Linked DNA regions of Mus musculus: region 2 is linked to region 1. Evidence: chromatin loops called from intact Hi-C (ENCODE). Cell type or tissue: left cerebral cortex. All regions are shown on one strand. Links, peaks and the distances in the headings refer to the core of each region. The heading gives the core; the rest is flanking DNA. Region 1 overlaps Efcab2 (EF-hand calcium binding domain 2). Region 2 overlaps Smyd3 (SET and MYND domain containing 3).

Region 1 (16,176 bases), core at 4,746-12,745:
CTTAGGAGGACTGTTGCTCAGACAGCAGCACCTTGGCAACTCTTAGTTGTTTCACATTGCTGTGAGCACAGTACCTGACAGAGACTGTCTGAGGGAGCAAAGACTTGTTTGGTGCATGGTTTTAAAACAGCAGTAGTTCTCACCCTTCCTAGTGCTGTGACCCTGATCCTTTAATACATTTCCTCATGTTTTAATGACTCCCAACCATAAAATTATCTTCGTTGCTACTTCATAACTGTAATTTTGCTACTGTTATGAATCATAATGCAAATTTTTTTTGGAGCTAGAGGTTTGCCAAACGGGTAACCATCCATAGGTTGAGAACCACTGTTGTAGAAGGCTCCAGTCCACTGTGGCCAGAAAAGCGTGGTAGAGCCTCTCAGGTCATGGTGTGCCAGAGAAGCTGGAAGCAAGGGTGGGTGTAACCTTCAAAGGGCCACCTCTGGCCACCTGTGTCTACCAGCTTCACTCTCTAAAGGTTCCATGGCCTTCCCCAAATAGTGCTACCAGTTAGGTAACAAGGGTGGGAAACATGAGCCTGTGGGGAGATTTCAGACACAAACCATAGCAGTAGCATCAGCTTCTCATTACTATTTTGAAATATTTAGTAAGAAATTCTAAGTTCTAAGAAAACATTTTTTTCTACTTTAGAATTTTAAAAGTTTTTGAATAAAAATGAGGAGAAGGCCTGTTTTTCCTGTGAATCCACCTACCCCCCACCCAAAGTTCTTGTTCCAGATGACTGGTTTAAAATGGTTTACTCATTAAGCTGGAGCTGGTGCTGGGAAAGGCAGGAACACTGGGAGGAAGAGAGGGAGTCAACCCCAGTGTTGGGAGGCAGAGGCAGGTGGATCTCTGAGTTCAAGGCCAGACTGCTCTACAGAGTGAGTTCCAGGACAGCCAGGGCTACAAAGAAAAACCTTGTCTCTAGAAAATCAAACTAAAACAAACAAAAAAAGAATGAGTGTGTACCCAGTAAACAGAAAAGAAGTGAGACTGAAGATCGGGAAAGGAGAATGTGCGTTTTAATATGTATTAGGAATCTGAAAAACCCTACCTAGATCATCAAACACACACGCACACAATTAGTCTGTAAAAGCATTGAAATGTGTATCTGAAAGTTAAATTCTGTAGCTTTCATCTGTTTGAATTTTAGAGCAGATACATCTCTAAAATTCTCAGCTCTTTGCTTCCTGAAGATGAGAATTCTCCTGAAATAGATCAGTTTTAAAATTCCTCAACATTGATTCATCTGTTTAATATTCTAAGATTAGCAGCTTGCTTAAGTAATTCCTGTCTGTATAGGATGTTATAAAAGCCAGCAGCTGTGACAAGGAAGGCTAGTGTGAATCTTACTGCACACTGTTGTTACTCAACAGCCTTGCCCTTGGTATTAAGTCAGAGCTATCCAGGATCATCAATGCGAAGGAGCTGGGAGGAGAGAGACTATTTAAAGATCTATGTTCTTTGAATTCTAACTTGAATAGAATTATAGAGAATTTAAACTAATTACACAGGAAAGGTAAAAGATGTCTCAAAAAATGCCCTGTGTTATTGACTATTGATTTAGGTTTTAGGACTAAGATAGAACTGTGTTTTTTATTGGGGAGACATCCTCAGCCGCCTTCTCCTCCACATTTGCCTGTTGTGGGTGGAAAGCAGTGTCTTTCTGGGCCCCTCTATTTTGTTAATGTTCTGTGCTCTTGAAAACATATCTCAGCATCTCTTTGTGTATTACTCAGTATTCTGTAGAGTAACAGAATTTGTAGAATCTCTCTCTCTCTCTCTCTCTATATATATATATATATATATACATACATATATGTGATATGTTTATATTATACATACATATATGTGTGATATGTATGTATCATACATGTCATATATATGATATGTATATATCATACATATCACACATATACATATCATCTATATATGCATGTACATAAATGCACATATGCATGTACATGTATATACTATATGTACATATATACATGTATATGATAACATACTATATTCATATACATATCAACTATATATACATACATATCTGTATATATTAAACAAATGCATGTATATATTAAACAAATGAATCAATGTTGAAGAATTTAAAAACTGATCTATTTCAGGAGATTTCTGATCTTCAGAAAGCAGAGAGCTGAGAAATTTAAAAGCTAGAGATGCAAATTTCATGCACATGAAAGAGAATTTAATTTTCAGATAAAAGTTTCAATGTTTTTACAGAATAATTGCGTGTTTATATATGTTTGTATATATATATATATATATATACACATATATATATATATACACACACACACACACACACATAATATGAAAGATCCTGACAGAATGTAAAAGGTCACAGAAGCCTGGAGATTGGCAAAATAGATTTCATTGTTAGCAGAACTAGCTTCACTGATTTAGAAAAAATAGAGGTGCACAATGCTCTGGCCACTCCTTGAACCCATGTGTGTGCCCACTGATGAAGCCCATTGCCAGGTGTTTGTGATATTGGTTGCTGGGATAGAGTCAGAAAATCTCCCCAGCAACCACAGCCGGGGCCAATCCGGAGTTGCTACACCTGCACTAGACTCTTTCCTTGTACCCCTCCCATACCCATTTCTTGAGAATAGACATTGTTTAGATCTGGAAATCCCCTACTCCCCACTTCTTCTCTCCCCCCTGAGGGCCTATAAAAACTGGGACCCCTTTCCCCTTGTGGTCAACTCCTCTACCCCTGTGTGGGATATGAGTCGTCCCCAGAGCTCTGGCTTTCCCCGAATAAAGCTTCATGTGGTTTGCATCAAGCTTGGTCTCTCGTGAGTTCTTGGGTGTCCGCTATTATCCCCGAGGCCAGAGCGAGGGGCTCCTCTCGGAGTCTTTCAATATATACATATCATATTTATTAGAATAACTTTCAGCTGGGCTATGGTCTAGCTAATCCAACAATGACTGCCTATGAATGGAACATCCAAGAATCCAGTAGGTCCAGTCCATCAGGCTGGATGTCTCAGTTGGTCTTTCAGTCTATGCCAGAATCCCAAAGAAGTGGGCTCTAATGCCAGCAATGGAATGGACTTGCTAGCAAGGTTGAGAGCAAGCAGGCAAAAAGAGAGCTTCCTTCTCCCATGTCCCTTATGTTTGCTGCCCAGCAGAACATGTGGTCCACATAAAAGTAGGTCTTCCCACCTCAAAAGATGTGGATTAAAGTTCTAGCTTCCTAAATCAAAGATCCAGATTAAAAGTGTATCTTCCCAGTTCAAATGATTACAAAAAACAAACAACAACAAAAAACTCATCACAGATGTGCCCAGCCATTTGGGTTTTAGTTAATTCTGGGTATAGTCAAGTTGATAATCAAGAATAGCATCGTACTTCAGTTTTTGGTTTTCTCGTAGCTTCTGTGATTAAACAGCTTCACATGGTTTCCATTACTTGGGCCAGAGAGAGCTGGCTGGCACATCAGCCTGTAGACGTTAATCAGCGCAGGTTTGTGTACCCAGTGATCTAGTGAACCTCCCTGAAATGGAAACTTAAGCATTCTTTGAGAAGTCAGTTGGATGGTGTTTTGCTGGGACAAACATGTGAGGGAATGTTTAGCTGAAGTGGACACAGGTGAAAGGCTAAGGCAGACTTGTGAAGGAACATTTAGCTGAAGCAGACACATGAGAAAGAGTGTTTTGGTAAAGCAAGCATGTGAAAGGACACGTGATGAAGGATTCTTTGATAATGACGTGCATGTATTGGTCTGCCTTACATTGTATAGTTGAGCTACATTTGTCAGGACTCCATAGAGAGAAATGAGCCAAAAAACTTCTGGTGGTGTGCTGCAGTTTCTTGCTGCTTTTGTGGACTTGGGCTGATTAGCAGAGTGATGTCAGCTGAGACAGACACGCATGCTGAGGTCACGTGATGTTTGGAGGGCATACATAGGACTCGACAGACAGTGATGGAGGCAGAGCTAGGCTTGTTTATAGAACTAGTATGCAATGCTTGTGGATCTCTCATCTTCGAGTGAGATATAGCCAAGAACTTCTGGCATTCCTGCTGGTCCCTCCTGCTGCTGACTTGTGCCAAGGTTGAGGCCTGGCTGTCTCTGCTGTGTAGTGCTACTCTTCTGATTCATGTTTGCTATCCCAACTCTACCGAACTGGACTGCCGATGTATCCCTGAGGTGTTTGCGAGTGGATCAAGCTGCCACTGCTAACTTGTGAACTGAACTGATTTCCAGACAACACAGATGGAAGTTGCTCCAAAGAACCTTTCTAAATAGGTCTATTTTCCCTGTATCCTTTCTTTCCCACTACCTCTGGTGGGTGGTGGGCTAAAATGGAAGTTAAAGCATTTAAAGTAGGTGCTTCAGGGCTGGAGAGATGGCTCAGTGATTAAGAGCACTGACTTCTCTTCCAGAGGTCCTGCGTTCAATTCCCAGCAACCACATAGTGGCTCATAACCATCTCTAAATGGGATCCAATGCCCTCTTCTGGTGTGTCTGAAGACAGCTACAGTGTACTCATATAAATAAAAATAAATAAATCTTTTTTTTTTAAAACTAGGCACTTCAAAAAATTAAAGTTACACTTCCCTGACAAGGAGAGCATCTTGGAGCTGAGCGCTGCTTAGGCTGTTTTCAGCAGCATGTCCCTGATGTCCCTGATGCCCTGAGTGGACAGTATGTTGTTCCTCTACCATCTTCCAAGGGACATAATCTGGCTCATGCATATCTGTCCCAGTCAGTCCATGCTAAGGAGAAAATGGACCTTTCTGTTTCATGTGCTGTTTAGTTATCAGTTATTTATTCCAGGTCCCTGAGAACCACCCTGGTAGCAAGTCTTTCCCACTTGGGTTCCTTGCCAGAGGGGAGGGCCCTGTGTCATGGGAAGCACCTGAGGCAATATTACTTCCCCAGTCTTGTATTTTAGCCCTCTGTTCACCATGACACTTGCCTCCTAGTCACACTAGCTGGTTTCATTTCTCCCTTCAGCATGCACTTACTTTCTTCCCCTGCTAGGCCCAGTGCCTCCCCAGCTGGGTTATGCTGGAGTTTAACTCAATTTCTCAGTCTACCTTGTAGGAGAGATGTGGCAGTTCCCAAGGGGTGCCTGTTGCCCAGGGTGAGTCTTCTGCAGCACGACAGTGCCACCTACTGTTAGAAAGGGATGGGTGCACGCCTAGAGCCTCCAGAGAATTTGCCTAGTCAGCATCATGAAAGGGGCCTGCAGCTTGGTTTCTCTAACATGGCCACATGCCAGGCCTTTGCAGCCAGGACTCTGGCCATAAGAACCTGTTTTGCCAGATGATGTAAATGCCTCTTTAACTGTTGCATTTTCTATTTCAGGGATGCTAAACTGGAGTGCATGTGCCTTTCCACAGCCTGGTTTTGTTGTTGTTGTTGTTGTTTGTTGTTTGTTGTTTGTTTTTGAAGCCTTGGCTAAGGATGGTCTATAAGTTACTTTTCTTCTTGTCGTGACAAAATACCTAACAATAACAGCCTGAGGAAGGACAGGCTCATTTGGTGCACAGTTGGAGTCCATCGTGGAAGGGGATGAAGGTGGCAGGAACATGTGACAGCTGGTCACATTACCCCCAGCCTCCTTGTCCCTTTGATGCCGCCCACCCTTAGGGTGGGTCTTCCTTCTTTGATTAACCCTTTCTGGAAGCACTCTGATAGACACACCCACAGGGGCGTTTCCAAGATGATTTCTAATATTTGGTTATGAGCTGTTAACTGCTGAACTATCACCTGTCTTCCAGTGTGATTCTTAATACAAGCAAGTTGACTTTGATGATTAAGCATCAGTGATGGTTTAATGTTTTTAAAATGTCCTAAAAAATAAAGATATGCATCAAAAATTTTGTATATCCAACAGTACTAAGTTATTTATTACCCCTCTTCATGGAATTATACCACTTCTGTTTAATTGATGTATGACAGAGTCTGCCTTTTACTCTAAGAGGCAAGTGCTTCTTTATAGGCTGCCAGGGAGCCATGTGGCCTTAACATCTAGCAACTGCTTAACAAAACCCCAGTTTCTCCTTCTCCCACAGGCCTCAGTACCACTTGTAAATGCTGCTGCTTTATAACATTGTTCTTCCCTTCTTGTCAGGATGCTGACATGTCGGTTCCTGCAAGAATGATCCTCTCTATAGCATGTTCTCAGTTACCTCTCATAAAAATTTTATCACTGGACTTCCAGAGACAGATAATCTGTGTCCACAGCACTACATCCCACTTTGGCCTATAAAGCAACGAGTCAGCCTTACTTAGAAGGCCATCTCACTGCCCGTATCCTTTATGTCCCTTTGGATGTCATGTGTGGTCCTGTGGATACTCTAAGAAGCTAACACTAAGCTATAGACATTCAAGAGACTTGGTGGGACTGCCAGAGCCAGAGGAGGTGGGAGAATGTCAGCATGCAGTAGAGCTTGTCTGGTGATATTTCTTAGAAACAGAGGTTAAATAGAAAAACATTTTCACAGGAGCCATTTGTGGTGGTTTGAATGAGAATGGCCCAATAGGCTCATTTATTTGAATGTCTGGTTCTCAGTTGATAGACTATTTAGGAAGGTTAGGAGGTATGTCCTTGTTGGAGAAGGTATGTCATAGGGGCATGGAGGTGAGTTTTGAAACCTGTGCTAGATCCAGTTTCTCTCCCTGCCTGCAACTTGGGATCAGATGTGAGCTCTTAGCTAGTGCTCCAGCTCCATGCCTCCTGCCTGCCGCTGTTCCCCACCATGAGGATCATGGACTAACCCTATGGAACTGTAAGCAAGCCTCCAATTAAATGCTTCTTTTCTAAGTTTCTTGGTCAAGGTGTCTCCTCGTAGCAATAGAATAGTAACTATGACAGTATTGCTGTTACCCAGAGGAGCTGTGATGGGAACTGGGTGTCAAATGTGCAGAACACCATGATCAGGAGTCAGCCATGCTTAGTTTTTGTTTCTAAGCTCAGTTGGCCTTACATTCTGGATTTTAGGATTAGGTTAAAGTACATCTACTTAGGAATACAGGGAAGGCTGTGCCATCACCAAGGAGAACCACAGGAGAGTGAGCAGAAGCTGTTCAGCACGTGTTAAAGATGCGCCAGTGATGACTTGGGTCAGGCTTTTTCCAGAATCCTGATCTTGGATAAAATGATGGCATCATAGCAGGGGTTGTAATACTGATGGTCCTCAGTGCAGCCATGTCCTTAGTAAAACCCTCTAGTGTGGGTGCTTAGCCTCTGCATGTGCTACACAGTTGTCAGGAGGGGTTTCTGGGAACTGCTCTTTCCCCTCTAGACTCTGTATTATTTCTCATTTCTTTCATATTTGACACATTCTTTGATAACTTCTTAGAAAGGAGGTAATATTTTTGAGACTTCTTTATTTTTTAATTTTTTTATTGCTGGGGATAGAATTTTGTTAAGAGTTTGGGGCTAGGCTTGGTGGTACAGGCCTGTAATTCTAGTTAATCAGGAGGCTGAGGCAGAAGGATTTCAAGTTTAAGGCTGCATGGATCACAGAGTGAATTTAGAGTCTCAAAAAATTATAAGAACTAAAACCAAAAAGGGCTGAGGGTATAGTCCAGAATGAAGTACTTGCCAATACACCTGAAGCTTTAGGTTTAGTCCTTAGTACTGCAAACCATCCAGCCAGCCAGCCAGCCAGCCAGCCAGCCAGCCAACCAAACATCAATACACAGCAAGCACTGTGTGTTGTTAGACTCCTGGTGATGCTGTTGAGATAGTCTGGATCCATCCTTTGTATGTGATTTCCTTCCTTCCTTCCTTCCTTCCTTCCTTCCTTCCTTCCTTCCTTCCTTCCTTCCTTCCTTCCTTCCTTTTTCTTTTTAGATTTGTTATTATATGTAAGTATACTATAGCTGTCTTCTCATTACAGATGGTTGTGAGCCACCATGTGGTTGCTGGGATTTGAACTCAGGACCTTTGGAAGAGCAGTCAGTGCTCTTAACCACTGAGCCATCTCTCCAGTCCCAGTGATTTCTTAATTAAAAGTTCCTGTCTGGAGGAGAGGACTGCTTTTCTTCTCTTTGTCTTTAGAAATTGAAATTTCATAATGGTTTGTCTGGATGTAGATGCACTTTCATTTGTATTAAGGACCTGGTGGCCTTCAAACCAGTGACTTACATCCCTTTGCTGCAGAAAAAGGCCTTGCAGCTATGGCGTTGATTTTTATGTACCTGTTTTCCTTCTTGTTATCTCTTAGAATTCTTCAGGTCATTTGTGTGCTTCCAGACTGTTCCATCTCTGTCTTCTCTCTGCAGCCTTCCTAGCTTACTCTTGTAATGTTTTTACTGAGTTTCTTGCTTCTGATGGCATGGGTTTCCAGGCACTTGTTTTGTTCTTGGATTCATGTTCTTCTTTCCTGTCTCCCAGAGTTCTCTGTGTAGGATCCTTTTTCTTCATGTTGATCTCTACGTCTGTTTTGGTTGTTTATTTTGTGAGAAGATTTTCTTGAATGTTAATGAACTAATGAGATCATAGCTCAAACATAGTTCTAGTCAACTTTTTAAAATTGAGAATAGACTTTTTTATGCAATATATTCTGATATGGTTTTCTGTCCCCCAATTCTTCCCAGATCACCACCTCCCCTCCTATTCAAAACTCACACCCTTTCTCTCTTAGAAAACTAACAGGCTTATACAATGAAAAATAAAGTAAAATAAAATAAACAAACAGAAGAAAAACACCCAAAGAAAAAGCACAAGAAACATTTATAGATGCAGAGATACACATGCTCAACACACAGGAATCCCAAACCCACAGAACTGGGAAACCATAATATATACACAAAAGACTTGTCAGGTAAGTGGAAGGCAGGCAGGCAGGCCCTAACAAAGCACTATGAGACAAAGAATGTCCAGAGATGCCCTTGAGTTTGCTTGTGTTGTACTGCTGGGCACGGGGCCTGGCCTTAAGAGTGGTCCATTTCCCCAGACTCTAGCATCATACAAACAGAACGAAGCAACAGTAAACAGCGAGGCAAGGCCACACTTCCGAAGAAGCAGGTTTGTGTGGTTAGTGAGGTGTACTCACGCCTGGAGCTTCTACACGGAGCCCTCTAAGAAAGGTCTCATTGCACAGCATAGGAGCAGAAGGGTTTGTATTCTGGGTAGTGTTACTGTTATCATCAACTCTCAGGGTTCACAAAGCAGTCATATCCTATCTCATAAAACTCACACTGCTTCATCAGGTAGACATTAAACAACTCACAGTGAGTCAAATAAGATAGATCTTAATTGTTCTTGTTATAGAAAAAAACGGAAATCAGCGAGGTGATAAATATGCTAATTACCTGAGTTGTAGTAATAATTTCACTTTATATGGATATTAAAGCATCTATTTGTATTTTACTCTATATGTATAATTTCACTCTATATGTATATTAAAGTATTCATTAAATATGTATAATTTTAGTTTGTCAATCTTGCCTCAATAAAATATCTAAAGAATTTAAAGCAATAGGAATGCAGGTGAAAATTCTTTTATTATCTTTGCAACTTTCTGTTAAAAACTATACTAAAATAAAATTAATTATTTGAATATAAAATCATTTATAATAAAATAGTTCTTGTCACTCATGAAACATTCCATGAATGTCGTATTTAGAATAGTCATGTTTTAAATGTCATTGCTTACCTACATTTAGAGAAATATAGATATGGCCTCTAGAGGGCAGTGTCGAGTCATGGAAAGAATTTTAGATTTTCAAAATGGACTAAGAAACATTTAAAATGGACTGAAAAATTGTGTGCATGTGCTTATGTGCATGTATATATGTGTGGTGTGTTTGGGCATGCACATGTATGCCATGGTGGACATATGAAGGTCAGAGGACAACTTTGTGGAGTCTGTTCCTTTCTCTCTACCTTTCCTGGGGTTTTGGGACTGAACTCCAGTTACCAGCCTTTTGCAGTAAATGTTGTCGCCCTCAGAGTCCCTTATCAGCCCTTTTCTTACTTTTAAATTGTAAAGTGCACGCGCGCGTGTACGTGTGTGTGTGTGTGTGTGTGTGTGTGCATGCATGTGTGTGTGTGTGTGCGTTTGTGCGTATGTGTGTGTGCTTGTCTGTGTGTGTATGTATAATCCTTTCTCTTTAAACTGAAGAAGATTTATGTTAGACATGATGGCAAAAACTTATAATATCAACCTAGAGATGCTTGGGCAGGAGGATTAAGAGTTTTAAGGCAAGCCTAGGTAACATAGCAGGACTCTATCTAAAAAAGAAAAGAAAAGAAAAACTTTATACCTGCTTTTGCTATTCTGATTGTTTAGAGCTTGTCTCTAACATTCACCACTAATGTGGTGATTTGAATAAGAATGGTCCTAATAGTTTCATATATATGAAAGTTTAGTTACTAGGGAGTGGAACTGTTTGAAAGGATTTGAAGGATTTGAAGGAGGTGTGGTCTTGGAGACAGTATGTCATTGAAGGTGACATGCCAAGCCCAGAGAGTGTGTGTGTGCTCTCTCCTCTCTCCCTCCCTCTCTTCTTCCCTTCCCTTCTCTCTCCCCCTCCCCCTCCCCCTCCCTGTGGATCATGTTGTAGCTTAGCTACTTCTCCGGTATTTGCCTATATATTGCCATGCTCTCCACTATGATGATAATGGACTAACCTCTGAAACTGTAAGCAAGTCTCAATTAAATGCTTTCTTTTGTAAGAGTTTCCATCTCTTCACAGCAATAGAACAATAAGACAGTTTAAAAAACTTTAAAAAAAAATCTCAAAAATCATCTGTAGAGTTTTAACCTTAATGTTCTCATCACCGAGGGCTTGTTAGTGATGAGAGACCCAGGGAGGTGCATAAGGAACATATTATATGTCATTTGTCAGCTCTAATATAATTCAGATGGAGTTACAGAACTGCACTTTGGAATACTAAAGTTAGTAGGTTGATGAAGCTCTGTTGTAAGATAAAGGATTTGATTTTGTAAAGGTAGCTGTCGTCTGTTCTAGAGCTGTTTAGGGGACATAGAAGGATTAGCGGACATGAAAACAATTGTCCTACTCTGGAACAATTTCTGAAGGAATAAGAAGGGAAAATCAAGCTGTTAATTTTAATATTTTCACTGTGTGCTAGTGAGATGCTTGATCCTGAGTCCTATCCTTCCACATGGTGGAAAGAGGGAACTGACTCCTGCAAATTGTCCTCTGACCTCCTTATTCCGTGGCACAAGTATGCCCACACTCACACATATACATGATAAATAAATGTAAACAAATTATTGCTCTATAAATGATCTTCTGGGACAGACTCTTTTTATTTGTTTGAGATTATAATTACATCATTTCCCCTTCTTTCCTCTCTCTAAAGTTTAGAGTCTTAAACACTTCATGTACCCAACCCTTTCTCTCTAAGTTTATGACCTCTTTGTCTTTAATTGTTGTTACATACATATGCTTTCCTAAATATATAAATACAGTGCATATGATGTTACTGGCATGCATGTTTCAGGCCTGACCACCTGACCATGTGGTATTGGGTAAGCAGTTAGCATGTTCTTCCCTGGATGCCCATTTCTCCCATTTTCAGCATCTCTCAGTTACCTGTGTATGTGAGAAAATAGAACTTTCTTCAAACAGTACATTTTGATTATGATTTGTGGTTCCCTGATTCCTCTCAGATCCTCTGCACCCCCCCCCCCTTTTACCTCATTTGGCACTCCTTTCTTTCTCTCTTTCCTTAGAAAACAAATGGGCATCTAAAAATTATAATAAAAACAAAAAACAATCAGAAATTGTAATATATATATATATATATATATATATATATATATATATATATATATATATGACCTGTAAGGTTAAAAAAAAAAGAAACTTCCCAAAATGCCATTGAGTTCGTTTTGTGTTGGCCATCTACTGCTGGGCATGGAGCCCATCCTTAAGAGAGGTTTGTATCTCCAGTGAGACTCCATTGAACAAAACTCATTTTTCATTTGTGAGTGGTTATCAGTTAGAGATGTGTATAAGTTAGGGATGGGTGCTGTGTCCACTTCCCCTCTCAGCACAAGACCCCATCTGGCTTAGATCCACACAGGCCCTGTGCAACTGCCGTAGTCTCTGAGTTCATATGTGTGTCAGCCCTGCTGTGTTTAGAGGGCCTTGTTGCCTTGGTGGCCTCCATCTCCTCTGGCTCATACACTCCTCCTGCCTCCTTTTTAGCAGAGTTCCCTGAGCCCTGAAGAGAGAGATTTGATGGAGACATTCCACTTAGGACTGCGTGTTCCAAGGTCTCTCACTGTCTGCACATTGTCTAGTTGTGGTTCTCTGTTTGTTCCTATCTACTCCAGAAGGGTGCTTCTCTAACGATGGTTGAGCAAGGCACTGATCTGTGAGGGTGGCAGAATGTCATTAGGTGCCTGTAGTGCTTTGTCTAGGGTTGAGGCTTCTTCAACTTTGTCTCTTCCATGTTAGCATATCTGTTGGTGTTGTCCTTGCTCAGGTCATGTGTAGGCAGCCATGTTGGTGAAACTTCATGAGTATAGTGTCTCTGAAGTTTCTAGGAGACACAAGAGATTGACTTTTACAAAGTCTGCTCCAAGGATTAAACCACAGAGTCCATAAACACTCTACCATTGAGCTGCACCTGTGCCAGATATTTAATTTTTAAGTTTCTGTGTGTTGGGTTTTCAGACTATTGCCCAAGTACAACACAGCTGCATTAACATGAATTGTCAAACTGCTCACCTCAGCCCTTAGAGGGTTCTAAAGAAATTGTTCACATACTGATGGTGTCTTAGTCAGGGTTTCTATTCCTGCACAAACATCATGACCAAGAAGCAAGTTGGGGAGGAAAGGGTTTATTCGGCTTACACTTCCATACTGCTGTTCATCACCAAGGAAGCCAGGACTGGAACTCAAGCAGGTCAGGAAGCAGGAGCTGATGCAGAGGCCATGGAGGGATGTTCTTTACTGGCTTGCCTCCCCTGGCTTGCTCAGCCTGCTCTCTTATGGAACCCAAGACTACCAGCCCAGAGATGGTCCCACCCACAAAGGGCCTTTCCCCCTTGATCACTAATTGAGAAAATGCCTTAGAGTTGGATCTCATGGAGGCATTTCCTCAACTGAAGCTCCTTTCTCTGTGATAACCCCAGCTGTGTCAAGTTGACACAAAACTAGCCAGTACAATTGACCCCTTGTCAACTTGACACACAAACACATCACTAGTAAGCCTCAACCCTTAATTTCTTATTCACCCCCAAGATCTAAACAACATTAAAAGTCCCACAGTCTTTAATATTAAAAGTCAATCCCTTTAAAATGTCCAATATCTTCTAAAATCCAAAGTCTTTTTACAATTAAAAGTCTCTTAACTGTGGGCTCCACTAAAACAGTTTCTTCCTTCAAGAGGGAAAATATCAGGGCACAGTCACAATCAAAAGCAAAAGTCAATCTCCAACCGTCCAATGTCTGGGATCCAACTCACGATCTTCTGGGCTCCTCCAAGGGCTTGGGTCACTTCTCCAGCCATGCCCTTTGTAGCACACGCGTCATCCTCTAGGCTCCAGATGCCTGTAATCCACTGCTGCTGCTGCTCTTGGTGGTCATCTCATGGTACTGGCATCTCCAAAACACTGCATGACCCCTTCAGTCCTGGGCCATCAATTGCAACTGAGGCTGCACTTTCACCAATGGCCTTCCATGGCCTCTCACAGTGCCAAGCCTCAGCTGCTCTGCTCAACTCCTTCATGCCTTCAAAACCAGTACCACCTGGGTGACCCTTACACATTACCAAGTCCAGCCACAGCACAATGTACAACTTTGGCTATATCTGGAACACAGCCACTGTGCTCTCAGAAAACACTTCCCAGAAAATGTCACCTCAATGATGCTGGTCTCTTCTTAATCACCGCTAATTTCTTAGCTCCAGCTAACCAGCATCAATAGTCCCAGTAATGCAAAGTTTTTGCTTTAGTAGTTCTGGTATCTTGTTAATCACAGCTGATTCTTCAGCCCCAGCTAACCAGAACTACAGAATCTTCACAATCAAAACAGGAATGGCCCTGAAAAGAGTCTTTAATTTTCCCTCTGAAATTTCACAAGCCAGGCCTCCATCTTCTGCACTGTTCTCAACATTATCTTCCAAGCTCCTACAAAACATCTGACAGAGCTCTTAACAACGAATGGATCTTCAAGCCCAAAATTCCAAAGTCCTTCCACAGACCTCCCCAAAACATGGTCAGGTTGTCACAGGAATACCCCACTCTGCTGGTACCAGTTTGTCTTAGTCAGGGTTTCTATTCCTGCACAAACATCATGACCAAGAAGCAAGTTGGGGAGGAAAGGGTTTATTCGGCTTACACTTCCATACTGCTGTTCATCACCAAGGAAGCCAGGACTGGAACTCAAGCAGGTCAGGAAGCAGGAGCTGATGCAGAGGCCATGGAGGGATGTTCTTTACTGGCTTGCCTCCCCTGGCTTGCTCAGCCTGCTCTCTTATGGAACCCAAGACTACCAGCCCAGAGATGGTCCCACCCACAAAGGGCCTTTCCCCCTTGATCACTAATTGAGAAAATGCCTTAGAGTTGGATCTCATGGAGGCATTTCCTCAACTGAAGCTCCTTTCTCTGTGATAACCCCAGCTGTGTCAAGTTGACACAAAACTAGCCAGTACAGATGGGTACAGAAATTATGAAACATGATGTCTCTAGATAGGTTTGACTCTCTGATCCTGGAGTCTGAAGACTCTACTCATATGAGGTATGACTCTTAATATGAACATTAAAAAGAGTTGTCATTTGAATGGCAGGGCTTCCCACTTAATAGCAACTTATAGATTTATTTTTTGTTGAATCAATAAATCTCCTTAAAGCTCATCTGTTGAATTGGGATCTATGAGCCTTTTAATAGCATTTTTGAAAGAGAGTGCAAAATTTATAGCTCCTTATAAATTGCCTGACACGGAAGTTTAGGTCAATAGAGCTTTGTTAGTCAGTCTGTCATAGTTGAACTGCAGGTGAAAAGACCTGTTTCCTTCTCATCCTACAATGCTGGATACCAAAATCTCTCATTTTTAGATTCGTATTCTCTTACCTTAGAGTGGGCAGAACAAAGTTCTATTACTCAGGTAAGCACTTTATAAGTATAAGAATGATTTGAGATGTAGGTTGGTCCTTGAGATGTTGATTGGCAATCATTTGATCTTAGTCACTATTCTTCATTTCAAAGAAAAACAGTCAGAATTGGGGGTCATCCTAGACTTCTGTACCCCCTTATCCATAACATGTGACTGTAGTCAGCCCTGTCAAGTCTTCTCAAAGGTCTCCTGGATATAACATCTACTGCCCTCATGGCCTTCACTCCTGTCTGCACAATCTTTCTATATCTGAAGAAGCTGCCTCACCCACAACAGTGTTCTTTCCAATACACACCCACCCATGAGACTGTCAGTGATTTTACATTGTTCTCGGGATAACAGGGAATGGAAATCTTGTAAATGATAAGGCCTTGTCACTCTTCAGCATCACCTTGAAGAACTGAGCCTGTTGGAATCTGTACTCCAGCCTTAGTCTTCTTGTCCTTGAAAACCAGAGCAAACAGCACTTTCTTCAGTGACTTCCCTGATGCCCAGACCAGAGAAGTTTCCTGTGTTGTGTGCTCCTCTAGACCCACACTCCTTCTCCGCATGTTTGTACATATCCAGAATTAGACATTCAAGCCAGGGATGGTGGTTCAGGTCTGACATGCCACCATTTGTGGGGCTGCAGGAGGATCACTGCAAGTTTTAGGTCATCCTAAAAAGACAGGGTCTTTCCCTCAGTGAAACAGATTGGATACTTGGTATTGTTTGCTGTGTGTACATGCATGCACATGCCAGAGGTTAACTGTAAGTGATAATCCACTGTGCAATTACACACCTTGTTTTTAATGTGGGCGCCCGGGATTGAGTTCAGGTGCCCCTGGTTGCATGGCAAGCACAGCGCTATCCTCAGCTGCTAGTGCTGTGGTATTTTGAATTATATGTGTCTCTCCTAGCAAAAACAAGTGCCATGAGCACGATGCATGCCCCGAACCTCCTCATCAAATTCAACATTTGGCTCAGGGTTTGAAAAAAAAGTAGTTGCTTAATATATTTGTTGAGTGAATAAATGACTATTTTTAACTGTTTAGATAGAGGAAGAAGAACCCACTGGCTACATTCGATTTGAAAAATTTATTCCAGTGAT
Region 2 (16,176 bases), core at 3,668-11,667, 670 kb after region 1:
GTTTGCTTGCTTGGAAGTTTTTTAGTTAGAAAACTGGTAGGAGAGGCATCTTCCCTAGGTCTACATCCCTCTATTCCTACAGTCATGGGGACCTTGGGCACAGGTTTCTGAAGTGACTTAGTTACTGACACCAGTACTTAGAACTGTACTAAGGGAGTGTGCACGCCAAACCACAGCTGAGGAATCTATGATTCGAAGTCCATTATTCCACTTTATCCCCTGGGAGAGGACATGTCCTGCGGTCCAGATTTCTCACTAAGTTGACCTGCCTTGCCCTGGCAGAGGGAGAGGCCCTGAGCTGAGGAACTACAATGGTAGACAGAAGCCGGTAAGGGTCCTCGTGCACATTTCCCCTAGAACCTCGTGCTGACACCTTGAGTTTTAGTTCAGAAAAGCAAAGGCTGGATTCCTGGTCCACGAAACTGAAGGTGATAACTTATAGGCTTTAATAGCCACGGAGCTTGTAGAAATGTATTGTGGCAATAACCATATACTCGTTCATTTTCTTCTCATATAGGTGACTGCTGACTCTTTGGTATTTATAACTGTCCTTATCCAGACTAGACAGTGCTACTTCAAAGAAACTGTTAAGTTTATCTGATATAAACTGGGGCATGGCCATATGTTACATCAGAAACAAAAACAAAAAAACAAACAAAAACAAAAACAACAACAACAACAAAATTTGCCCGAATATCCAATGAGGAAAACTGAGCTAAAAAAGTGTGTCAAAAAGCCAAAGAGCAACTCTTCACAATTGATGGGTTTGGGCAGAGGTGTGGGGAGGGAAGGGCTCAGCTCTATTTAAGGGACATGCTACTAAGAATCTGACGATGTTCCAGCAAGTATACAGATATCACAAAAATGGACTCTCCCCTCCCCGTTTTAAAATTATTTTTTACTTCTTTTAGGGGCAAGCGGGAAGACATGGAACTGTGAAGGGATTAAGATCAGAGTGCATGACATGAAACTCCCAGAGCAGTAAAAATGTTAATATACAAAAAAATACACACATACCCATGTACACACACAGGCAGAGCTCGCGTGCATGCGCATGCACACACACACATACACACACACACACAGCGAATGAGCACCTGGCAGTCGGGTTTCTGACTAGGCGACTGTTAGAGGGCACATGGGCGGCTAGCTTCCTGGGGCGCATGTTTTTTCCCTGTCTGTCTTCTGCAATGGGCATTTTTTCCCCTGACATGTTTTGGAGCCAAGTGCTTGGAGCTTATTTCTTGTCACACAGTCACTCACCTCCCACATCTGAGTTACAAACATCTGCAGGCAGCTCTGGGCTTGTTTCAAAGGCAGGGAAGATCCTGGTCAGCAAGTCAAGTTTGCATCCTTGGCTGGGAATATGGATCCCTTAGTTGACCTGTCACCTCCCCTTACACCAGGTAGGTTAGAATAATGGGACGGCCTGTGAGGGTGAGTAGTAAAAACATGAAGACACTTTAAAAACTGGATGGGTGCATGCACTTAGAAAACTGAGGCAGGAGGATTGCTGTGTGTTTAAGGCTATCCTGGGCAACATAGTGCGTTTCTGACCAGCATCAACTATATAATGAAACCCTATCTCAAACAAAATAAAATTCTTAAAAAAAAAAAAACCCACTATAAAAGAAACACAGGTAAAATTGCTACTTTGAAAAATTAAATTATTAGAAAACATGAAGAAATGAAACAAAACAAAGCATTTATCTAAATGTTCCTAAGCCTCACTCATCAAACGCCCATGATGCTTGGTAACTAACGCATCACAGAAGGCTGGCTGCCTCTTTGAGAAGCTGCTGGAGGTCTCTGACAAGAGCTACCATTTCTTGGCCAGCAGTGCACTTTCAGCTTATGTAATCACATCTCATCTTAGCTGTGAATCAATAGCAGGAGGGACCATTTTCCCTGAGGAAATCCAAGATGCAAACTGGGGCAGGTCGAAGTGGGAGGTCTGCCTGTCAAGTGCTTCCTCCCAGCCTCTCAGCCATGCAAATGGTGTGTATGTGAACAATTCCAGTCCCTTCTGCAGAAGGTCAGCACCTTCAGTTCCAGGAAGGAAGTGGGGACTCAGGCAGCTGAATGATGGGACACAGGAGGAAGTCCAAGGTAAGGGCTGAGAAGAGAAGCCTTGCCCATCTAAGAACAATTGGAAGAGGCGGGGAGTGCCCAGCCACGCCCACATGTGCCTGCAAGCGCCCAGGCTTCCCTGGCAGCGCTCCACCAAAGGGTCATGCACAGGCACTAGCTGGCAAGGCCCGCCAGACCGAACGCTCCCCGAGCCTGTCTGTAAGGTCTGGCAACAAGAGCGTCTGCAGACAAGAAAATCCACAGCGTGGCATTCCTCCAGGGAAAATGTTGTGCTGGGCTGGAGCCAGGCCTGCAACACCTGTGAACAAGTAGATTCCAGAGTGAGGAGTCACGGGCTGGCCCCTCTGAGGCCAGGCTCAGCCGCCGTTTAAGTGACATCCATTCATCTCTCACCTGCCTTTGGGAAAGGCAAGAAGATCACTGACTCTCAGTCAAAAGCACGATGTGACCGACCTGGCTCCTAAGAGGACACAGCTCTTATATGTTATCCAGACACCTTGAAACAACCACAAGGACATACCACAACACCACCACTAGGTGGCTATCATTTAAAAATAAAAAATCAATTTGGTGAGGATGTGGAGAAATTGCAAAACCCATGCAATGGGGAGGAGCACACTGAGGAGCACGGGGAATGGCTCAGACACTATCAGAAACAGCCTGGATGCCACCAAACCACCAGCAAAAAATTCAAAACATCAGGGAGAGAATCATGTGAAAGTTATAAGGATGAAATTACTCAAGAACCCTAAGAGTGACTCTAAGACACAGGCATACTTCATTGGTATATGGGGGGTCTCAGTCACTGGTACCATACTTGCTTAGCCACAGGAAGCTCTAGGTGTCCATTCCAGCACCAATTTAAAAAGGAAGAAAAAAATCATTGAGGGTAGGGGGCTGGAGAGATGGCTCAGGGGTTAAGAGCACTGGCTGCTCTTCCAGAGGACCCAGGTTCAACTACCAATACCCACATGGCAGCTTACAACTGTAACTCCAGTCCCAGGGATCTAATAACTCTCCTGGCCTCCATGAGCACCGAGCATGCTTGTGGACACATACATACATGCAGACAAAACACCCATACACACAGCTCGCATTATCACTGAAGGCAAGAACCGGAGGCTCAACAGATCACAGACCCTAAGGGAACATCCACTCCTATTATTTCTAAATGAACATAGTAATTAAACAGGCCCAGATGGCATGTTGCTATACCCACACAGACCAGTGATCACTAAGCCACCATCAGAAAAGCTGCTTCTTGTATTAGGTAGTAATTAACACGGAGCCTCACAGTTGGTCAACTGTGGGGAAGAAGAGACTTTGAAGTGCTCTAATTGGAATATCTGCATCATACCCCTCCTCTCAAGGACCTATGTAGAAGGTGGGTCAGAAAGATTTTAAGAGGCAGAAGCGGATGACTTCAAAGGAAACGGCAGTTTCTAGACACAACAGGAGAGATGCGCACGTGAAGCCACAGAGACCGTGACAACATGCACAAGATCTGCACAAGCTCAGGCCAGACAAGATCCCAGCCCATCCGAGGGAAAGGAAGTGGGCATGAAGTCCTACCCAGAACCAGGACGATATCTGCAACTGATAGCTGCTGGTGAAGGGAAATCAGTTTTCTTCACTGAAGAGGGTTATCACCCACATCACAAAGAAGGCCCACACTTATGAGTGGGTGGCCAATACAAACTGGACTCCTAGGGTTTTGTTGTTTATTTGTTTTTTTCTAAGAGAAAAAGAACTTTAAGTTGAGTAGGTAGGGAAGTGGAGGGGGGGGGGCTGAGAAAAGTTGGGGGAAGAAAAAAACAAAACCAAAGTATATTGTATGAATATATTTTTGTCTCAAAGTCTCAAAGAATAAATAAGTAGTTGTCTTAGTGAGAGTTATGTTGCTGTGATGAAACACTGTGAACAAAAGCAAATTGGGGAGGAAAGGGTTTATGTGGCTTACAGTTCCTCATCACTGTTCTTCAATGAAGGAAGTCAGAACAGGAACTCAAGCAGGGCAGGAACTTGGAGGCAGGAGCTGATGCAGAAGCCATGGAGGGGAGCTGTTTACAGGCTTGCTCAGCCTGCTTTCTTATAGAATCAGGACCACCAGCCCCAGGATGGCACCACCCTCAATGGGTTGGGCCCACCCCCATCAATCACTAATTAAGAAAATGCCCTATGCAGTCTGATATTATGGAGGCATTGTCTCAATTGAGTCTCCCTCTTCTCTAACGACCATAGCTTGTGTCAAGTTGACATAAAACCAGCCATCACAATGACAAAGACCTATTTTAGGTACATGTCTACTGGCATCAATTTCGTAAGAAGCTCTTGTGGTCAGTAATACTAGTATCTTCGGCTTAAGGCTAGTGATTCTGAGAGATGCAGTGGTTAAGTCATTCATCCAGATCACAGACCAAATCGCAGATTTATACCCAGGAAGCTGGGACTCCAGAAGTAATAGATTTAACAAGGAAGCTGTAGCTGTGGGAAAATAGGAGGGACGCGAAGGAGAGAGTTAGCAGTTACAGGCTAAAGCACAGAATGAAGGAGTCAATGAAGCTAACATGGTCTTCAAAGTCAAGCAAACTGTACAGGGAACAGTAAAGAGCACAACGGGTCTTTTAGGTTCACCCAAATCTCTTATAGAGAAGCAATGAGGTAAAAAAAAAAAAAAAAAAAAAAAAAAAAAGCTGGGTCTGAGGCTATAAGATCTGATTTTAAAGCCTGACTTGATCACTAATTTTGCTTATTTCTCCATTCAGAGAGCATTTATTAACTCTGCAAGACACTAGGTAATGAGCCAGTGGGTTGTCCTAAAGGCCTGTGTCCTGATCCCTCTGCTCTTAAACGGGATTAACACTGCTACCTCAGAAGATAGGTGTGAAAGTCACAGGCAGAAGGTGCGACTGCTCCTGACTCCTAGTTGGCACTTCACAATTGCTGACTGAAGACATGTTCTTGCCTAATTCCTCAGAACAAGAATTCTTGATAATGATTAAGATACGTAAATCTTGGTATCTGCCCTGTCAATGGAGGCATTGTGACTGCCAGGCTGCAGACAGGCGTACACAAACAGTCGCTTAGTTCCTTATGCTCCACCCTGTTTCATACCCTCAAGCCAGGCAGATGGGACACCAATAAGTCAATTCTTTTCTATTCTTCCCAGAAGAAGAAGAGATGGAGTAGATAGGGAAGAAAAAGAAGAAAAAAAGAAAGGGAGGAAGGAAGAAGGGAGGGAGGGAGGGGGAGAGGAGGGAATAGAGGAAGAAAGGAAGAAAGAAGGGAGGGAGGGGAGAAGAGGGGAGGAAGAGGAAGTTGGGAAGGAAGGGGAAGGAGGGGAGGGGTGGGAAAGGAGAAAGGAAGAAAGAAGGTAGGTAGGGAAAGGGACAGAAGGGGAGGGGAGGGGAGAGGAGGGGAGGGAAGGAAGAGGGGAGGAGAGGGGAGGGAAGAAGGGAAAAAGAGGGGAGAGAAGGGGAGGGGAGGAGAGGGGAGAGGATGAAAGGGAAGGAAAGGGAAAGAAGGAAGGAAGGAAGGAAGGAAGGAAGGAAGGAAGGAAAAAGGGAGGGAGGAAGGAAGAAAGAAAGAGAGCAGATAAGAAATTTGGAAGCAGGAAGTGAAGACAAAGACTGAAGTCATTCTTGCCTAGCTCTCCCCCAGTGTCTGTGTGTCCCTGTGTGTGTGTGTGGTGGTGGTGTCAGGATTCTCACCTTCCATTTTTCCCTACTACATCCCAGAGGGTCCCACTCAAAGATGACATGAATATTCCCAAACTTTAAAGACCTTCTTGGGGGAGAGGGGGAAAGAGGTGTACCCCACCCTAAACAATAAACCATTTATTTATCAACACAGCCAAATTAAGGAATTTCATGTCTAGGCTATTCACTAACCAAGATAACAGAGATCTCAGGCACATTGCCTGAGAGTATCACGCTGATGGTTGATAAATCACTAAGTTTGTCTTGACAGGTAAACTGCAGGTCATCAAAGGGCGTGCTTGGTATCACATAGTATCAATGAGTGCTTCTTAAATCCTCTCACTGAGCTTGCAATACACAGAGAGCTGGGAAACGAGATGGTAGCATGCATACTGCACATAGCCGGGAGGTGCAGGCCACTGCTTCACTGCATCCTAGCCAAGAAGAGGTCAGTTTTCTGACTCCCTGTGATACTCGGCAACATATTCACAGCCCAGTCTGAGGAAAGAAAGGTCTAGTGTCCTGTTCATCTGACAGAGGGAACAGAGATGATGCCATGTGAGGCCGCCACAGAACCATTGTTAGGGTCGGGTCAGTTCCAAACACAGAATTCCAACTTATTCACCTGAACCTCTCTGGACTCAGCAGTGTGAGCTGAGCGACATCCCAAGAAGCACTGCTACAGAGGAAGCTTTCTGTCAATAGAAGATGAAATGCGCCAAGAAGAAAAAATAACACCAGGCAAGTCCCAACATGCCTGCCTACCCACAACTTTGGTTCCCATAAGAATCTACTCTTCTTGCCAACCCATCTTCAACCTTCCAGACTGGTTGTGTTTTGCAAGTTTCTCCCAGCTCTAGGTGCCATGGAAGAGGCAGTGTCCAACTTCGTTATTGGGACAAGGAGCTGGGGAGTTTTTAAATGTTAATCGCCCTTTCCCGAGTTGAAGAAGCATGCCTCTTTTGTATCATGATCCTGGCCCTGAAAGCTGCGGTTTGAAGACAGAAACGAGGATAAATCTCCACAGCGATGACTAATGCATTGCAAGGGGGGACTGAAAATGCCTTAAATGTCTTCCATGATCCCGCTTTTGAACTACCAATGAGAGTCAGGCAGAGGTCGCGTCTGCAGTTCTGTAATCTTTAGATCTGTAGATCCCCCTCCCCAATAACTAATATCCCCAGATCGGTCCTGCCTCTGCACTGGACGGCTCTCTTTCTAAGGAGCTGGCAGCAACTTAGCCCAGAGCGCTGTTATACAGGGAAGAGACCTGGCATCCTCTGCAACCCTATCTCCTTGCTTTAAAAGAAAAGATTTAGACAGTCTCTGGCAGCCCCCCTCCCCCATCCTGCTGTGGTTGTAGATGGTCCTGAGAAGATACCACGGGAGCTCTGTATGATATCTCCAACATCTCAAACATTCAGAAGCTAACCTGCAGAGAGAGTGTCTCTATCCTTTTGAGGACTGAATTTCTAAAGCATTAATGGGACAGCACTGAGTTCTCTACAAAATTAAGCAGGAAAAAGCTTGCTACATCAGGTGTGAAGAGAGATTCCAGTCTACTGGGCAGGAAGACCATGTTTTTGGAGTCTCCTCCCACCTGCTCCCACTGCAGGGTCCACACACAGACATCTTGGTGATGCACTTTGCAATGTGAGTGTGCTGTAGATTCAACAAAGAAAAATGAGGTGTGAAGAGAAGAGGAAGCTCATTGGTAGAGAAGACTGGTGGGTGGGCTTTAGAAGAAGACTGTAAAGGTCAAAGATATGTTGTCGAGTGAAGATATGTAGACACAAGGAGGTGCTGGGATAGATGGGCAAAACATACCAGTTCTCACTCCATTAGGCTTCAGGGCATCCCAACAGGATGCTCTTACCCACTCTCAGGAGCCACAGTGGGGCATCTAGTGTATCTATGCGACCACAGTGCCATCTAGTGGAGTGGTGGAATTATTATTTTTTAATGACCTCTTCAGAACCATACAGGATCAAACCCACATTGAAAAGACTCCAGGCACTAAGTTAGGGTGACAGAACGCTCTTATCAATAAACATGCTCACAGATCTTGATGTCTTATAGGTTACTTCTCAAGACAAGGGAGGCATAGCTACAGTCTGACTTCAACACCATTCCATAGTTACCCTTTTGTGTTGGCTCCTTATCGAGACATTCAGTGAAAAAAGTCATAAGACAATAACACAGGCTTAGCATACACGTGAGGTATAGCTATCTCAGATATAGTCACTAACTAGGTCCTAATATCCATTTTCTGCGGCTTTTTACCACCCACAATTTCCGCATGAAACTCCCCAATAAGAAATACGACGACAGTGTAAGCCAGGCGTGGTGGCGCACTCCTTTAATCCCAGTACTCAGGAGGCAGAGGCAGGCGGATTTCTGAGTTTGAGGCCATATAAAACATGGGTCCCAAATGTGTCATCAGTATTTCTGTGTCTTCTGTTACTGATTCTGGGGAGCAAAACAGGGTGGGGGGTGCTAAAGTTCATACTCTGTTTGGCTTAGGTCTGAACTGGAATCCAGAACCACAGACTTGTTAGTCTCATGCCTGTGTGTGAGATGGGTGTGGTGCGAGGATTTCATGAGACAAGGTATCCTATCAGCAGAGGGAATGCTACAAGTTCATTTCCTTTCTGCTGCCTTCTGAACAGATCTCTCAGAGAAGTAACAAGTCTCAATTTTTAGTTGAGCTGCCAGAGTTACATTCCTTGCTTCTAACTGAGAGAAGGGGAAACCCTTCTGAAATCCTGACTCTCAACCCATCCGCCAGCCCAGTTTCTACTTGAAAGTCAACCAGTTAATGAGTGAGGGGTGCGGATGGAGTCCTGCCAGCCACAGTACCAGGAGAGTTCATAACACATTTGACTTTAATTCATGTGTACTGTAATCCTGTGGGTTAAAGGACCGTAAATGTTGTTCTGGTTTTTCTTATACTTCAAAGGAAGCAATTTAATGGCCATGAATTATAGTCCCTCCATTACAGCGTAACTAAGAAACACAACTGTTTCTCGTAGGATTGCCAATCTGGCTCCTTCACTAAAGGAACTTCAAGGCAAGAATTTAAACAAAGTAACGCATTCGGGCTCTCGGGCTTCCTCATGCTGTGGGATGCTCTGCTCTCAGGAGCCCTGAGAATCAGAGGTCACCCTGAAGGCTATGTAAGGTTGAGGCCTGGTTGAGCTGTGGATGGGCCAACTGGTAAGATGTGTGGATCTGTGTGTGTGTGTGGGGGGAGGGGGGACCATAAGATACAGTGAAAGGAAATACTGTTTCCCTGGGAGGCCCACGCGGTACAGGTGCTACCAGAAACAAAACAAAAGCGATAATATCATTTATTTAATAAATAGAAGCCACAGCAACATAAATAAAGGCCAGGCGTGTTGGGGGTATAACTGCAACCCTAGCCTAGCACTCAGGAAACTGAGACAGGAGAACTCAGGGTTTGAGGCTAGTCTGGGCTGTATAGTAAAACCCTGTCAGAAAAGGAAAAGAAAGGGAGGGCTGGGGGGCGGGGAGGGGAGGAAAAAAGAGGGAGATGTTTAACAAATATAAACTCCTCCTATCTTTTTGTCAACTGATAGTCCAACAGAAAGACCATAAACTATTCTCATTGCCCCAAGAACCAAGATACACAGCACAGCTTTTCCTTACGGTAACCAAAACAGCTCTGGAGGCTGAGAAGCGGTCGGCATATGGTGGAGCAATTTCATCATCACGACCTGGACTTGATTTGCAATCCTAATTCCTCAGCTCACTCCCTGTCAAGATTTAGACAACTTCCTTAAGCTCTGGTTTGCTCATCTACAGGAGACAGCACTCCATCTCCATACAGAGGCTGCCACGGAAGCAAAGACAAGATAATGTGAACTCGAGGAGATGAATGCAGCCTTGGGGAGTTCCAGTCCTCCAGCATGCTGAAAGCCAGCAGTCACCAGGCCAGGCTGGAGGACAAAAGGAGGAGGCAGAGTCGAAAGGATATTACAAGGAAACAAAACAATACACCCTAATGGCCCGTTTACTTACTGCTAGTCCTTCTCAAACAGAAAACAATGAACACTGACTGCACAGGTGAAAGGATGTGTGGTGGAGGCCTGGCATACAAAGATGTTACATAGTTTATGAGTGTGTGTGTGTGTGTGTGTGTGTGTGTGAGAGAGAGAGAGAGAGAGAGAGAGAGAGAGAGAGAGAGAGAGAGACCGAGAAAGACCCGCCTTTCTCCCATAAATTGAGGAAATATGTACAGAAAGTGGGCTGTGATACACAAACCATGTATAATTCTGACTACTCTTAAGGTTATTTTCAAAAGAATCCATGGGTACAGTTGTGTGACAAAGTGCTTGTGGAACACACGGAAAGCCCTGGGTTCTTTTTATCCCTGGGAGAGTAAAACACAATAAACCAAAAGGAGACTGGATTCAGCCAAAGTCTTCCTGGTGCTTGCATTGAGCAACCTTTAAACAGATGACAAATGCCGAGCCCCATCTCTCGAACCCCGACCTCTCGCACAGCAAAACCCTGTCTTTTGACCCACTGAGCGCAGAAGTTGCACAGACAACAGAAGCCTGCCCGTCTCAGTAGCTCTCAGTGCAGACCACAGAACTGTGCTAGTTTTGCCAACATCCCTAATACAATGAACACGCAGGGCACAGCTATTGGTGATCTGACTGCGAACAAGATGAAGGAATGAGGGGTCTCTGAGACACAAAAGCAATAACACTGTGAAGTTCAAACGCAGAGAGAACTGCAGCTGGAGGAGGCCAGAGGTCACGAACGTGGTCCTTTCTTGATCTTGTTGTAACGTTTTTTGCTTTCCATCTTGCTTTCATAGTTACACTCTGCTCAGAGCAATCTCCTCTAAGGAACCAGAGCTGAGGAAGGACGTGATAGCCCCCATATACTAAAGAGAGTGTTAGTGTAGCTCCAGCAATGAAGGCCGAGACTCCCCAAGCCCCCCACCCCCACTCCTCTCTCCACTTCACAGGCTAGCTGAGCAGAATGCAGCCACCATTTCCCAAGACCACACTGCTCCTGCTCACTCTATAAACAGCAGGAGCTTAAAGGGCTTGTGGAGTTTTAGAAGTTCAAGGTGAGATGAGAAGATGGGGCCATGATTGCAGCTGTGATTCCAGCTACTGAGGAGACTTAAGGCCTGGCTGGGCCACTGAATGATATTACAGCCAGCCTGGGTAACATGGGGAGAGTGTTTAAAAAATTAAAACAGGCTCTCAATGGTGGAGAGTTTGGGTAGCAAGGGCAAGGATGAGTTTGGTTCCCAGAACCATGATCATCAAATAACAAACACAAAATGAAATTAAAACAAAACATACAACCTAAAAGTTCCCTGGAGGAAAAGGGTTTCCCATTCCCAGAATTACCCAGAACATCTGGGGCACATTCCATGGTCAGCCATGTTCTTGAGTGGCCAGCCTTCTGATGCCACCCGAGGAGGGAGTGAGAACTGAAAACTGGACAGAGCAGCAGTGGTCTGGGATGGAGGACACTCTGATTTGTCATAAATGTACACGCACACCAAAGAAGGAAGCTGGGCTTCAGTCATTTTGCTGAAGCCTGAACCCTAAACTCCAAGGATGGCCCCTGGAGCCAAAGTCAACGCGCCTATGTCCTATCAATGTACAGTGGTCGGATAATGGGAGTCAGAGAGGGGAATATGGACCCCCAAATCACACACACACAGGCATGTGCTGAGACAACATGTCGTTTGCTCCAGGGAGGGTATCTGAGCAGATGACCAAGTGTCACCTTCCTCAGGAAGAAAAAAATGGCACTGCCCTGGGTGGTATTTCTTCTGGACCCACCACAGCACAGGTACTAGAACAAATTAGCACAGAGAGAGAGTGAGACAGACCCCAAAGCCTACTGGGAGTCAGCAAGACCTGAGTGAGATTCAAGACTGAAACTTTAAACTAAAATAGGCTAATTTTAATAACCAGACTACGGTGGAAAAAAATCTGGATAGTTGACCAAAACTCAACGAGTTTCAAAGTAAGGGAAGGGAGTACATACAGATGGGAGCAATAAAGATCCTCCTACCTCCAAGATACCCAAAGATGTGCTCTGGGTTTCACCTAAAAGGGCAAGAAAGGGAGATAAACATTGAGGCAGGAGGAGGATGATAAGAAATATACCAGGGACCTAACCCCAAAAGAATCAGATTAAAATATAGGGACACTGATGAATAATCTATACAAGGAATTGATTTTATTTTTAAGAGTGTCTCTCTCCCCACACTCCCACTCAAGCAAACTGTAACCCAAAGGGTTAATTCTGTTTAGGCCAGCAGAGGGCAAATCCCACAGGACCTTCTCAGGTGCCACATTCTGAACTGATTAAAGATCATAGAGACTCGGGCTGCTGGTAGCGTGACTTTGGGCAAGTCATTAAGTCTCCTGGTTTCCTACTTCTGGCTGAACACCAAGGAAAACAAAGTTGCTGGGCAATGCCAGGGCCCCATGCAGGCCACGCACAGTGGATGTTGCCTGTAACTAACGTAGCAGAACTCACAGAAAAGCCACAGAAGTGAATAACCTTGCGCTGTGCAAGGAGACCATGTTCAAAGCGGTTTCACACAGTGTCCTTCTCAATGAGCACACAGCTCGGGGCGAAGTTATAAATACCCATGGGCTCCCATAATAGGGCAAACACCAGCATGCAAAGGCTTTACCGGTTTGCCTGTGTTGCTTTTGATGCTGAACAGGCTGAAACTAGAGATCATAATTATTCTATAGTTAAAGTGCACTTTCCACTTCTGGGAAGAGTCTAGGATCTCAATTTTAATGCATTTTAAAATAAACTATGAGATTTCACTTTTCTCGAAGTCATGGAAATATTTACGACTGCGTGCTTTTAATTGGCACTCTAGTTAATGCTGAAATGTGTTTATTATATGTGTCTATAAATACATGCACACATATATACACATATGAGGGTAATAAAGCAACAGATAATACTTGTTTATAAAGTGGAAAAAACTTTTAGATTTTAAGTTAGATTGAAGTTGGCAAGAGACTTAGGTCTTAGCCTCTTTGACCAGGTTTTACCAACTCTTTATTAAAAACCTTCCAACTCCTCCCTCCCCGCCCCCCCCCTCACACACACACACACACACACACACACACACTTGTGTGTGTATATGTGTTACAAGGCTCTCTGGAGACCATCAGTAAGGATCTGGTGGGGAGACTGAAGAAAGAGCAGTGGAGATGGCCCATGTGGCTCTTTTGGGATGTTTTGGTCCTTTTTCTGGATTCCTGAGAATTAGAATGATAGAATTAGTTTTCCTGTCCACTAAGGCAATGATCTGCCTGTGTAGACATAAAAAGGGACCTTTGAAGCATGATCTCTGTTCTTGTCCCATGCCACCCACCCCTGCACCCTAGCTCACCAGCAGGCCACACAGCAGAAGTGTCTCCACTCAGAGAGGGACTGCTCAACTCCAGCACAAAGTGCTCAAAGAGCAGAAGATGGCTTTTGTCCCTAGGCAAAAACATCTGCTAAAGCTAGCAGGCAGCCAGATCAACATGTCCCCAAGAGCCCGGTACTGAAGTCAGGGAGACTAAAATAAAGTCCATAAACTGTCTAGCCTCTTCATTTACTACTACTCTGATTTAATTCAAATAAGTGCTTGCAGGAGAAATCTGAGTGCATTTTTGGCAAGGAGTTAACTGAATTCTCTTTGCCTATTCACAGAATAAATAGAGTGATAGAGAAAGTCCAAATGGGGGCAAGAAAAGAAGGTGGGGGAAAGTAAAGGCCTCATCTTAAAATAGTTCTCAGATTTCACGAAATGTATCCACACTCAATGATTAGGAGGTTTAAAGTAATTCCTCTGAGATCTAGCTGTTGGACGGCATCTGACAGTGACTGTGCCACATCATTGGTAGGTCTTTGTGTCATCTACAGACATCAATGCTGAAGATTAGACATGGTGGGTTCAATAGGCTGAAGGGACAGTGACAATCCCCAAAGAAGAGCTGTGTTTGTCATGGTTTATCTGTGAGCCTAAAATACAAGATTAGAGGATGTCTCTCATTTGAAGGACATGTGACACGCCGAACTGATTTGGAAATGGCTAGTCCCCTGATGCCCAGATGTCATGGCATCTGAAGGATGTGGGACCTTTAAGAGCCAGTACAGTAAGAGGTAAATGCTGGACTTTCAGCATGGGTAGGTCTGGCAGGAGACAATTAGATCTTTTCTGAATGAGTAAGCCTGGCCTTGGCCTGTTCTTTCTTGCTTCCTTCCTCACGATCTCTTCCATGCATCAACACCAGGAGAGTTTAACCATCAAGGGTCATGCTAGAAGCCAGACAAAGGAGACTATCCTGATTTAGAATCTCAGCCTCCAAAAAATGGAAGTAGCCAAGCTTGTTGAAAGTACCTAGACTGGAGCGTTCTGTTCCAAGGCACATGCTTGAATCACGTGTCCAGAGGAGGACTAGGGAAGTCATCCCCAACACCCGCTTAGCCACACGTAATCCAGAGACAGCAACGTTAACCCCTGCATTTGGGATGGCAATCAGCACTGTAAAGACCAGGACAGATTTACAAAAGTAGAATCGCAAGTGTACGCCCACAGCAGCAGGAGAGGCTACATCTTCTCGTCTGCCTTGACCTGGGCCCCTCTCCCTTTATGATACAGAAATGAAGCTTAAGAATTTACCAGAGGCTAAGGATCAGGTTCAAGTACCTTCTGCCTCCCAACTGTAACTTCACGCTAATTCTACATTTTCTTTTACTATTCTGCTTTAGCTTTCACTTCTTTGAGTTTCAAAGCGCAATCGTGGAAATCTGTAGGTAGAGATTTAAAAAGCAATATAAGGAAGGGGACCAATCAAGAGGACCAGGCAGGCCATGGTTCATCTGGAGTGGGGAGCTCTCCTCAACAGGACCTGCACATAGGACCTGCCATGTGCCATAAAAGCAGCAGCAGTGTCAGAGCTTGAACTCCAAAGACTCTCCGTCCTTTCCTTGGCCGTGTGTTGCTTCCCACCCAGCTACATGGTTTTCAGTGGGGTCAATTCATACAGAGGTTACACAGCGAGCACAGAGCACAGAAATGCCAGTAGTCGGATGCCTCAGAGGACCCAGAGGAAGTCTGTGCACTTGTTTATTATCTGCTGGCATTTCTTCCTGCTGCTAGTCCCCCTTTATCTCACTCTACAAACTCAGCACCAAACCCCGCCCAGAGCTACCCTGATGCAGTTGGAACCTGCATGTTACCAGGAAATTCTTCTGATGCAGGTTCCAACTAAAACAGCAATTAAAATGACTGGCTATCAGCTGCTTGTTGGGTGACAGACCTAAGCCATTAACAAAAGGCCCAAACACTTCCCTAAGTTTTTATCTGTAATGATAAGCTAAAAAGACATCTCTATTTTGTTTCTGGAGCAAAAAGGCAAACAAGTCGGAGAGCCATCAGCACCATAGTGTGCTAGAAAGAAAAGTGCTGACACATACACACAGTGTTGGCAGGACTCAGTGCATGTCTTCCATAGATCTTCTTTCTGGACACTGAAAAACCTATAATTGACAGCCCATTTACACTGAAGTCATAAAATGATAAACACAGAGAGAATTTCTTAGGAGAGATTTTGACACCCCTCAACCCCCAGTGTTTGCCCCTGTGTTTATATAATAGGACTTGAAGCAAGAATCTGATTTAAACACTAGGTGATGCTGGAAATTTTATATCTGTCCTTTCACCTCACTTCCCTCCCCAATCTCTTACCCCCAACAAGAAAAGCTCCTAAGGACATTAAGAGTTCATGCAATCATCTCTATCAACAGTGTGTGTGTGTGTGTGTGTGTGTGTTTGTGTGTGTGTGTCCCTGTGCAATAAATGCAAATACAAACAAGAAAAATGTTCAGTGTTCGTCAGTGCAGTTTTGCCAATGGCCACCCTCTTGGTCCACACAGCCCTTCTCACACAACCGCCTGTTGTAGGCAAGACCTGTTTCCTTAAGGAAACACCACTGCAGGCAAACACAGAAGAAGAACAGATCTAGCACGTGTTTTTACTTTCACCGACTGCAGCCGCGTCTGTTCCCCACCTGTCCCCGTGCATGCGAGGTGACATACATGAACCCCACCTGATCCTGCGGAACATTTTAGGTGAACGGCACACAAAGATCCAGAAAGGAATAATGTGCTTTTGGGTCACATCAAGAAAAAAAAAATAATAAAGGTGGGGAAGGGGGCTGGAGAGATGGCTCAGTGGTTAAGAGCACTGGCTTCTCTTCCAGAGGACCTGGGTTTGATTCCCAGCACCCACATCAGGGTTCACAACCATCTGTGACTCTGGTTTCGGGGGATCTGATGCCTTCTTTTTGTCCCCAGCAGGCACCAGGAA

Evidence for each region. Peaks named below come from ENCODE experiments on the same cell type or tissue, not always from the same donor. Only the 100,000 strongest peaks of a DNase experiment are listed, where the experiment ranks them.
Region 2: a loop joins it to region 1, with 5 times the contacts of the local background. A loop is called at or near these places in 2 of 42 quality-filtered maps.

The regions. Positions count from the first base shown.
Region 1 is chr1:178,458,762-178,474,937 of GRCm38, forward strand. It overlaps Efcab2 (EF-hand calcium binding domain 2), which reads left to right. Exons shown (of 7, transcript NM_026626.3): 4 at 16,121-16,176. Among named protein-coding and RNA genes, the nearest start is that of Gm31289, 37 kb to the right of the region's middle. In left cerebral cortex, for the core only: CTCF peaks have their summits at 5,152 (motif pointing left) and 9,677 (motif pointing right); DNase peaks (open chromatin) are centred at 5,147 and 9,694.
Region 2 is chr1:179,134,669-179,150,844 of GRCm38, forward strand. The region is part of intron 5 of Smyd3 (SET and MYND domain containing 3); the gene reads right to left. Among named protein-coding and RNA genes, the nearest start is that of Gm31349, 190 kb to the right of the region's middle. In left cerebral cortex, for the core only: a CTCF peak has its summit at 7,707 (motif pointing left); DNase peaks (open chromatin) are centred at 7,695 and 9,530.